Regions from separate parts of the Homo sapiens genome. Here region 2 is linked to region 1. A link is a loop called in an ENCODE intact Hi-C map of the cell type or tissue named here. Cell type or tissue: heart right ventricle. All regions are shown on one strand. Each heading gives the region's core, and the rest is flanking DNA. Links, peaks and the distances in the headings are about the cores only.

Evidence for each region. A loop is a pair of places that touch in the nucleus more often than their neighbours do. Peaks named below come from ENCODE experiments on the same cell type or tissue, not always from the same donor. Only the 100,000 strongest peaks of a DNase experiment are listed, where the experiment ranks them.
Region 2: it touches region 1 in a loop (2.4-fold over the local background); 2 of 110 quality-filtered maps call a loop at or near these places.

What each region holds. Positions count from the first base shown.
Region 1 is chr11:114,034,092-114,039,468 of GRCh38, reverse strand. It overlaps LOC124902761 (a long non-coding RNA gene), which reads right to left and starts at 4,199. Exons shown (of 2, transcript XR_007062896.1): 1 at 4,092-4,199; 2 at 2,285-2,807. RefSeq lists a silencer at 3,144-3,193 and an enhancer at 2,406-3,346. In heart right ventricle, for the core only: CTCF peaks have their summits at 2,974 and 3,232 (motif pointing left); a DNase peak (open chromatin) is centred at 3,138; H3K4me3 peaks cover 855 bases; H3K27ac peaks cover 1,188 bases.
Region 2 is chr11:114,109,652-114,115,028 of GRCh38, reverse strand. All of the region lies in intron 2 of ZBTB16 (zinc finger and BTB domain containing 16), which reads right to left. Among named protein-coding and RNA genes, the nearest start is that of ZBTB16, 53 kb to the right of the region's middle. RefSeq lists a silencer at 3,596-3,796. In heart right ventricle, for the core only: a CTCF peak has its summit at 3,231 (motif pointing right); a DNase peak (open chromatin) is centred at 3,858; H3K4me3 peaks cover 1,430 bases; H3K27ac peaks cover 3,183 bases.

The DNA of each region.
Region 1 (5,377 bases), core at 286-5,285:
TGCAGGCAGGAAAATTGACATAATAAGTGGCTGTCAGGAGGTTGCTCAGAGCTGGATTTATTCTGGTCCTCCTTGCATTCCTTCACATTTCTATTGTAGGAACCTGGGCAGGTGACAGGGCCAGGTGGGGTGAGGGAGGTTTTGGTGGTGAGTATCGTAGGGGAAGATCCTAGGATCTCCCTTAGAGGCCACCATCAGCTTATCAGAATGTGCATATGCCCCTCATTAAAATCGTTTCTATAAAACTGCATAACATGTGAGCTGTGTTAACTACTTTGTCACAATGTTGTTTTGTTGTCATTTAAATAAATGTTTTTAAACCTTTCAGTTTCATCATTTTCTCTTTGCATTTTGGAATCAGTGCAATTTGTCAGGTGTCAGGCAGTTTCATAGACCTTTGTTGGCCCTAAGCACTTTGTTCTAGAATGCTTGGACAGAATAATAAGAGGCTTTACCTTTTATTTTGTTTTAAGGTTGAGCATTGGCCAGACAGATGTGAGTTCAAATCCCATCTCTGCCCCTTACTGCCTGTCTGTCCTGGGCAAATTGCTTAAACTTTCTGGGTCTCATCTGTAAAATGGAGCTGGTAATACATATGTGTGGTATTTTTCAAAGTCGGTATGAGGTTTTTATTTTTTTTAGATGGAGTTTTACTCCTGTTGCCCAGGCTGGAGTGCAATGGTACAATCTCCAATCTCAGCTCACTGCAACCTCCGCCTCCCGGGTTCAAGCAATTCTCCTGCCTCAGCCTCCCAAGTAGCTGGGATTACAGGCATGCGCCACCACACCTGGCTAATTTTGTGTATTTAGTAGAGATGGGGTTTCACTATGTTGGTCAGACTGGTCTCGAACTCCTGACCTCAGGTGATCCACCCTCCTTGGCCTCCCAAAGGGCTGGGATTATAGGTGTGAGCCACTGCACCCAGCCTAAAGTTGGTATAGTTTTAATGTAATGTATATAAAGGTGCCTAGTCTAATGTCTGGAACATAGTAAGTGTTCAATTATGTAGCTATTTTAATTATAGCTTTTTTTTTCTTTTGCCCTAATCTAGATGGGATCATGGAGATGGCTCGCTGCATGGCAGCCTTTTTGACAGTGTCTTTGTGAGAAAAGAGAAAGGGCTGTATCATCGTGATCTGTGGCTCTTTGGAGAAGGTTTTGATGGAGATCCAGGCGGTAGCCAGGCGGGCCCAGGTTGCTGGATAACACAGAAATTAAACTCTAGGTCCCCAGAGCCCTCTTTCCACTGGCTGCCCCTCATTTCTTCACTCCATTAAGGGCCAGGGCAAGACCCAGAACCACATCCACAAGGGCCCCAAGTTTGGTCAACAGGTCAAGTTTCAAACAGCCCCACAATTATCCCATAGTGGGGTGTGGACCCAGAATGTTTGCCCTGCATCAGCTCCTGGGATTGGTAAGGAGAACCAAGGAAAGGCGTAGCATAAATTAGGAGTTAGGAGAAAAGACAGAAGAGCCATTGAGAGAGAACCAGGCCAGGTGGAGAGGGAGAGCCGCCCTGATGACCTTGGCGCCGGAACCAGTGAGAGCGGCTCACAGCTCATCCTGCTAGGAGGACAAAAGGACTGCAGCCCCCTTAGAAGTGTCAAACCCCATCCTAGCCTGTCTCCCTGGACCAGAGCTGAAGTCAAGGCTATAAAAAGAGCCTAGCCTGGAGATGGGGGGCAGCAGAGAGAGAATGCATTCCCCCTTGATAATTTCAGAATCACCATTCTCAGTTGTTACAAATGCAAGTTCCTGAACCCCACCCTAAACCTACCCAATCACCGTCTCTTGGGAGGGTAGGTAGGGTTTAGCAAACTTCACCAAACATTTGCAAGTTAAGAATGGGGTCTTGTGGCCGGACACAGTGGCTCACACCTGTAATCCCAGCACTTTGGGAGGCCAAGGCGGGGAGATCACCTGAGGCCAGGAGTTCGAGACCAGCCTAGCCAAGATGGTGAAACCCCGTCTCTACTAAAAATACAAAAAAGATAGCCAGGTGTGGTGGCAGGCGCCTGTAATCCCAGCTACTCAGGAGGCTGAGGCAGGAGAATTGCTTGAACCCAGGAGGTGGAGGTTGCAGTGAGCCAAGATCACGCTACTGCACTCCAGCCTGGGCAACAAGAGCGAAACTCCGTCTCAAAACAAAACAAAACAAAACAAAACACCAAAAAGAATGGGGACCTGTGTGGAGCTTAACAGAGAAGGGTCTAGAAAAGTTTCTCTCTGGGTTGGTTTTACATATTAGACAAGTTAGATTGAAGACAAGATTGACAACAAACATTTTGGTTTAACAAATGTTTATTGTGCACCTACTATGTGCCCAGAACTTATTCTGCCATCCAGCAGCCTCACAATTTGGAATGAAAGGTGGACTCTATAAGAGGAATCATAATACCCTGTTATGAGCAGCACTCACTAAGAGTGCAAATGCGCAATGTGGTCATGAGGTGTCCAGGAGCCAGAACTAGGAAGGAAGAACCTGGAGCTGATCAGGGAGGCCATCTTATTTTTCATTTTTGAGTTCAGGTATCTTCAGTGGTAGATGAGTCTTCTTTCCATTTCTCTTAAATTGAAATGTAGAGAAGCCAATCCTATGTGCCCTTGGGTGTTATTCTTTTTGAAGATGATGAAGGAAGATTGAACCACTGGTCCGCTTCTATTTGCTCATCAGAAATTCGGGCTCAGGGCAGTTATGTGTGCCACATCTTAGCCAAAGTAAAGGAACTTTCTGTTTTACCCTTCTCCAGCAAAAACAGCAGTGAGTCAAAATAAACAACCCTTGGGATCCAAATGCTGGCTCCTCCTACGGAAAAGACAGAATAGTTATTTTATACTTATGGGGGCCCTGGAGTGCCGGGCTGGCTGTGAGTGCGCGTGAAGCTCGCGCCCACCCGCGCACAGGGCCAGGCAGTGACCAGGTCAGAGAATCCTGGTGCAGAGAGGCTCCCGCTGCGGAAGGGTGGGGGCGGGATTGTGAGGCTTCAATCTGGGATGCTTTTTAAAAACCTTCCAAGTGAAGTTGACTTTCTGCGGCTCACGGGCCTGATTTTGCCAGCAGGCCGCCCCTGCCCCCTTGCGGCGTCCCCTCTTAGCCCGGGGCCAAGTCAGCGCCTGACCTCCGTCCGCTGGAGGCCAGAAGGGGAGAAGGCTGACGGTCCCGCCGCAGCCAGAGCGCAGCGCCGGGCGGGACCCTGCTGGGCCACCCGCGGCCACGTCCTCCAAGCCCTGCTGACCTCTAGTGGTCACCGGGCAGAACCGAACGGGCGCTAGGCCAGAGTGGGAAGGAAGGTACCTCTCAAGGCGCGTTCTCAGCCCTGGTTTGCACATTGGGATCACCTGGGAGCTTTGAAAACTACCACTGTGCAAGCCCCACTGCAGGCTTTTGTTCAGAATTAAGTCAGAAGCGCCGACTGTGGGACCTGAGCGTGGATATCGTTGTTAAAGCTCCCTTGGAGGCTGAGCGCGGTGGCTCACGCCTGTAATCTCAGCATTTTGGGAGGCCAAGGTGGGTGGATCACTTGAGCCCAGGAGTTTGAGACCAGCCTGGCCAACATGGCAAAACCCTGTCTTGGCAAAAAATACAAAAATTAGCCGGGCATGGTGGCGCGTGCCTGTAGTCAGTCTCAGCTACTAGGAGGGCTGAGGTGGGAGGATGGGTTGAGCCTGAATGGTGGAGGCTGTGGTGAGCTATGATCGTGCCACGGCACTCCAGCCTGGGCGACAGAGCAAGACCCTGTCTCAAAGCCCCCACGCACCCCCACAAAAAAACTCCCAGGGAATTCTAACGTGCAGCCTGATAGAGAGCCATTGGGCAAAAGTGGGCATTCGTTCGCCTCTACTGTGGATGTCTGCGCTGGGTGTAATGTCAGTGTCTGCATATGGCTGTCTGTCCTTGATCCAGTCTGTCCCTGCATCCAGTGTCAGACACCAGTGTGGACTTCGTGCCTGCCTGACAGTGTGTGTGTGTGTGTGTGTGTGTGTGATGCTGATGTCTGACTGTGGTGTGGGTCCGTGTGCCTGCATGGAGTGAGTGAGCTGAGGTGGAACTCATACACTAGGTGCAGACTCAGGAGGCGAAGGGTCCTACCAATGTCTCTCTATCCTTAAGAGTTAGAGAAGATGGTTTGCAGCCGCCTTCACGTATTCGCATAGTTCACACTCTTTGCTGTTGGGAAGTTCTTCCTGTTGTCTCACTTCAGTCCCCTGTCAAGAGGAGAAACGTCTAGATTGAAAAAGTGCCAGTTTTCCCATCTTCTCTGGTAGCAGCCATAGGAACGGGAGGAAGTCCGGCCTGGAGCTGCATACCCAGGGCTGCTGGCTGGCGCGGCCGGGCTGTCTTCCTCGGTCTCATCACTCCATCAGGCCCTGATGAAACGGGTTTGAAGGGAGAAGAGCCAGCACCAGCACAATTAAATTAATTTCCAGCAGCTGCATGGGATTAAAATTACCCACTTCTCCTTTCTGGCCTCTATCTAATGTTCCTGAAAATGATCTCCTGATACTCTGCTTCTCCTCATTTCTCTTTCTTATGGTCTCAGCTTTTGGTACATCCACTCCTGATTGCGTTGCCCGTCCCAAGCTGCCCTTCCTTCCCCTACATGTGGCTGTAGATCAAAGTCCTGGTGAGACCCCTGTCCCCCGGGCCTGACTGGCCTGACCCTCTCCTTCCCAGACTGCGGGAGCTGGCCAGAGGCAACATCCAGAGGCAGAGTGACCCTCAGGAGTGGGACAGTCTGTCTTGGTGCCTCAGCCCTCACGGAGGTCCCATGGGAATGGAGACTTGCACTCCCCATGCCTGTCCTTTCAGGAGGCAGAGGAAAGGCAACACCTTATGGTGGAGTGAGCACCAGACTTAGAGTCCAGGCATATGGGCTCCAATGCCTGTGTTTCCATGAGTAACTCGACCCCTCTGAGCATGCCTTGCCTTCTGCAAAATAGAGAAGGGAATATCTATCTTACAGATTGCTGTAAAGACTAAATGAGAAAATATAGGGAAATATGTGTGTGTGTGTGTGTATATATATATATATAATGTACATAGATAGCTAGATAGATACTAGAACCTGCCCCATGGTAGATGATCATGCATAATATTAATGAGTACAGTAATAGCTAGTATTTATTCAGTGCACACTACAGGATGATGTTTTAAGCTTTGAATAGGTTGTGTTTAATCATCACAGCAGTACTTTGAGGTAGAACCTTTGATGACTCCCATTTACAAATGGGGAAAGATGAGGCAGAGAGGTATCAGGAAACATGCCCAAAGACACACAGTTCTTGGGTGATAGATCAGGAACGTGACCTCTGGGAATCTGATTACATGTACTGAAAGAAAAAAAGAATATATCACTGAACTATGCACATACTTAG
Region 2 (5,377 bases), core at 112-5,111, 76 kb before region 1:
ATCTTTATTTCTGTGCCCCTGTAGCCCATCAGCATGGAACGACCTGGGCCAGGCACAGTGGCTCACACCTGTAATCCCAGCACTTTGGGAGGCCGAGGCGGGAGGATCACTTGAACTCAGGAGTTCGAGACCAGCCTGGGCAACATGGCGAAACCCTGTCTCTACAAAAAATATACAAAAATTAGCTGGGCATGGTAGTGCACACCTTGCAGTCCCAGCTACTCGGGAGGCTGACATAGGAGGATCGCTTGAGCCTGGCAGGCAGAGGTTGCAGTGAGCCAAGATTGTACCACTGCACTCTAGCCTGGGTGACAGAGCGAGACCCTGCCTCAAAAAAAAAAAAAAAGAAAAAACATATAGCATAGAATGATCTGTAGGACCTCTATGCAAATCAACTCAGAGCTAGAACATTCTAGAGAACATATTTACTTCCATCCTGATTTCCATCCCATATAATGAAAAGTATGTTCTGTTCCTGGAAAGAACTTTTTGATAAGAACTGAAACAAACTCTTTTTACAAACACTATGCCTTCAGTCATCTCCCTGTTCCCTCTATTGAGCTAAGCCTGGAACTCAGCAGCAAAGATAAAGATCAACCAAGTAGGAGAATAACAAGAAACTGTTTAAATATTTCAGATGCTCAAAAGGTCTAACAAATGATAGCAAACTGCTCATATACACTGAAGCCCGGTGGTCCCTCCCCAGTCAGGTTTCCCTCCCATCCCCGTCATCCCAAAGTAACATCGCTTGTAAATTTCCTACCTTTGGACTTCATCCATTATTCTGTCTTTCAACAGACATTCACTGCTCCCCAACATTGTGGCCGACATGGACGAAGTCTCAGGGACATGTTCTCCAGAAATCATTGTCAACTAGAATATCAAGTTATTCTGGACCCCAGTATCTCTACTTATTTCCCGAAAATAAATCATGGAGATAGAAACAGCACTATTTCTACTGAATCACCTGAAGGTTCTAAGACAGCCATGGGATGAGTTTTTATCCCTACCACCCATTACTGCCACTAAGAAATCAGCTTTCTAATAGAAAAGAAGTGGGAGTTTCGCCTTACCATGGATTTAAACTTGGCTAATTTAGCTAATATTGATTGTGCAACTTTGTGTTGACTAATTGAATAAATGAATATAAAAATAAAAGAATGAATTCCAGGTTTCAGTTCAGGACTAACTGGATGATTAGATGACTAACTTATATCTGCCCCAATAACCTCCATAGAATTGATTTTGAAAAAGCCTCCACTAGCTTCATTTAGGAAGAGGAATAGACAGCAGTAGTCAAAGTAGAATAAGGGATTTCAAAGAAAGGTCATTTACAGAATGTCTCTATTTTTTAAGCCCTCTTCCTGAACAAATTTTCTAAATCCCAAACTGGAGAACAGCTTCAGAAGGGCAAAGATCTTTACTTACTCCTACTTGCCCTACAGTGCCTCACTCAAAGCAAAACACTTGTCAGGTACTCAATAAATATCTGTTGAATAAGCTGCCATGAACTCACCTTTGGGAATAGGTCATGATTACAGGGTTTTTAGATTGAGAATACTCTGAAATCAACGCTACCAGCTCTGGAATTCCTTCTTCCTTGGTTCTCTCCCCTTCATTCTTCCCAAAATTCCAACCAGTGTCCTCAACCTAATTTATGCCAAATACCCGAAGTGTTGGACTTCAAGACCCCAAATATCTCTTTTGAAGAATGTCCCAGAAGAACGTATAGGAGGAAAGAATGGATAAGAATTGACCTGTCTGGTAAATCACTTATGTACTTATAAATGGTTGTTATACACCGCTAAAGACAGTATAGAATTCAAAGACGAGTGAGACAGAAGACAGCATCTCTGCTATCACATGACACTCTAAGAAAGATTAGACATGCAGAGATGTATCTTCCATAAGCCAGAAAGCAGCAGGTACCTTGAGAATAAAAATGAAGTGTGTGGGCTGGGTGCAGCGGCTCATGCATGTAATCCCGGCATTTTAGAAGGCCTAAGCGGGAGAATGGCTTGAGCGCCCAGGTGGTCATGATCAGCCTGGGCAATGCAGTGAGATCCCATCTCTAAGAAAAAATTTTAAAAAATTTAAAAACCTAGGTATGGTAGTGCATTCCCTGTAGTCACAGCTACTTGGGAAACTGAGGAGGGAGGATCACTTGTGCCTGGAAGGTCGAGGCTACAGTGAGCTATATAATCAGGCCACTGCACTCCAGCCTGGGTGATAGTGCGAGACCCTGTCTTAAAAAAAAAAAAAAAAAAAGAAAATGAACTGTGTGAAAATAGAAATGGCTTTATGGAGCCTACATTTCAACTAGGTCTTAAAGACTGGGTAGAGCTATGAGAGAGAACAGTAGGACTGCCTTCTGGACAGGTAACTCTTAGGAAAGGTCTCCTCAAGTAGAGAAATCTTTATGGTTCAAGTACATGCCAAAAGGACAATATTTCCCTTAGACAGAAGGGGTGTTTTGACGACAGCCAACTTTTTTACAGGAAGAAAAATCAATCTTTTAACATCATTCATTCTCACCAGTCTTTCTCCTCTTCCTCATCCCTCCCTTCCTCATCTTCGTGCCCTCTCTATCCCTCCCTTGCTCTCCCTCTACCTTCTCCATCTCTCATTATCCAAATACTTTTCCAAAATTTAGATTATAAAATATGACCATCAGATGCTTTATAAAATCTACGCTACAGACATCATTGTGACATTTTTTAGTTAAATAAATAATAGAAATGTTCTGTGATGAAAGGAACCATAATCAAAACTGTAGGACAAATGATAGACTGGGAAGAATCTTTGCCATGCATTTGACAGATAAAAGATTCATTTTTCTGATTTATATCGAAAGAGAACCAACAAATGTGCAAGGAAAAGGCAAAAATCCGAAAGAAAATCATGCAAAAAGTTTTAAATTTTTGATGTAGTCAAATTTACACATCTTTTCCTCTATAACCTTTGGGTTTTATTTACAACCTTTTACATATCTATTATATTATTTACAATATACATCCCCCACAAAAAAATTGACAAATGGACACCAGAGAGAAATTCTTTCTTTATTGAAGTGCGTCTGGAAGCCTCAAAAAAAAAATGTTTAAAACAGACTTGGGGTAAAAGGGGAAGAGGAAGAATGTGTCTCAACAGTAGCCAACAAAAACATTCAAGATAAATAAATTCAGCATTCTGGCATCTGTGGACCCAGAAAAACTAGGTTGCAGATTAACTTAATTAGGAAAACCACCCACAACAAACCAATAGCACCAGGAGAGGGAGACGGAAAGAAGAGACTGAAAGAATGAAGCTTTGTCAAAACAGAGGTGTCAGAATCACAAGTAAAATAACTCCCAAAGGAACTCTCAGCCCTTCATAGGACATGGTGGTCTCTGCATCTCATTCATAATGTTTGCCTTGGCTGAGGTTCTAAACCACAAAAACATCTGTACAGAAGGAAGCAACCAATTTCAGTGAAATCATACTGGAAACCTTTAACATTATTTAGCGTCATTTCATGAGAGGACAATGCAGTTAATGTTCCCCACTGGAAGGACCGTCTTGTGGTTCGCAGCGCTAGGCAGTTTCTCTCTTTCTCTCTATTGGTTTAAATGTGAAAGAGAAAGAAAAGGGGGATTTCAGAAATGGAGGGAAGAAAGAAATAAACCATCTAAGGAGCACAGCCAATTATATAGGTTGGCTTTAATTTTCAAACTAGTGCTTAAATACCAATGGTATTATTGCCTTTAGCTCTCTGGAAACTACAGTGTAATTAGGTTCACTCAACTTAACTTAAAACATGCCCAGTCATTAAAATTTTTCTTGATCCAGCCAAGTTATCTCGCGCGTGCACACACACACACACACACACACACGCAGCACAGATCTCTAAGCCAAAAGTACATCACGTCCCCAAGAAACGGCAAAAACATGTCACTGCTTTTTGGAAATCATGCTCATGTTTTGTGACCTTCCTTAAAGATAATGTTCTCACGATTAATTAATTTATGAATAGTTTTCCCCCCAACATGCACAACAGGTTCCATGCAAATTCTTGAGCTTTTAAATTATACTGTTAATGAAAGCAAATAAAGGCAGTTAAAAGGCAATTTGCTCAATTGGTGTTAATATTTAAGCACAGCATGTGTAAAAACAAGATCACAGAATTCAGTTTTTACAAAGAAAACTTTAACCCAACTTCATTTCCAAAAGATTAAACATGTTGCCAAGAATATTTTCTCCCTCTACCCTTCAGCATCAGGTAATGAAGCTTTTTATTACGTAAATATTTCACATTAACCTCATCAGTTTCTATCACTTATAAATTCCAATCTATAAAATCAAATCAGCTTAATCATGTTTAGATTAGATCCTGCATCCTGAAGGCAAACTAAATTATTTACATCCTCACTCTCCTTGGCACATTCAAGCACCAAGACTTGAAGACATCAGAATAGAAAGGTTTCCTCTGCCTTCCTATTCCCGAGGTCTCACTGGCCCTCCTTCTTTAAATCTGCATCAGTGAAACCAACATAGCAGCCTTGGCATCGGCAAATTCTTCTAAACCAACCTCACGCAAAAGCCCTAAAAGTTTACTGGCTGGGCAAAGGCTTGGCCGTGGCTTTCCCTGGAGTATTTCTAGATTCCCCTACGAAAAAGAAAACTTCCCAGGTCAGATTAGTAACAGTAACTTCCCTGGTGACCCCAGATTGCTGCCTTGGGGGACTGTGCACAGGTTGCCACAGAAGACTGCTCTGTGACTGATCTTTGACCGTAGGGTCTGGCTGAAATGCTCCACATCTCCAAGAAAGTCTGAGCCCTTCATAGGGCTAGGAAAAGGGGGTGGGGGCACAGTGGAAAGGGTTCGCTTCTCCATGACATGAGGGGCTCCACCAAGAGCCCTAAATACCGCCCCCCAGCACACACATTTGCACCTAAGTCCCCCACATTCTTCACGCCCCTTCTCTGAGAGTCTAGTCCCCTCAAAATAGAATTTCAAAATGTTACAACGTTAAATAGATGTTGAAGGCCCTCAAAGGAGTTGAATTGTGGGCTCCTTCCAGAAGTCCTCCTGTGGCCCCCGTCTGCTCTATCCTCCGGTCCTGCTCTTCTAACATACTTCAGTTTCCCTTGCTGCTCTGCCCAGCTGTTCAGCCAAACCATGATTTCCTTCCTTTCCCTCAACATACCACACTGTCTGAGAGAACCAAGTTCCCTAAGAGAATCATTCCAGTTTGCACTGCACCAACTCCATGAAGCCAGTTTTCTGTCAGGACTGCTGGAAGGATGGCCCCCAGACAGCTCTCTCTGAGTTCAATCCCTAAATCTCTCCCCTCCCCCAACTCTTCCTTTCCTATCTCCCCCACCCCCAAGTTGCTCA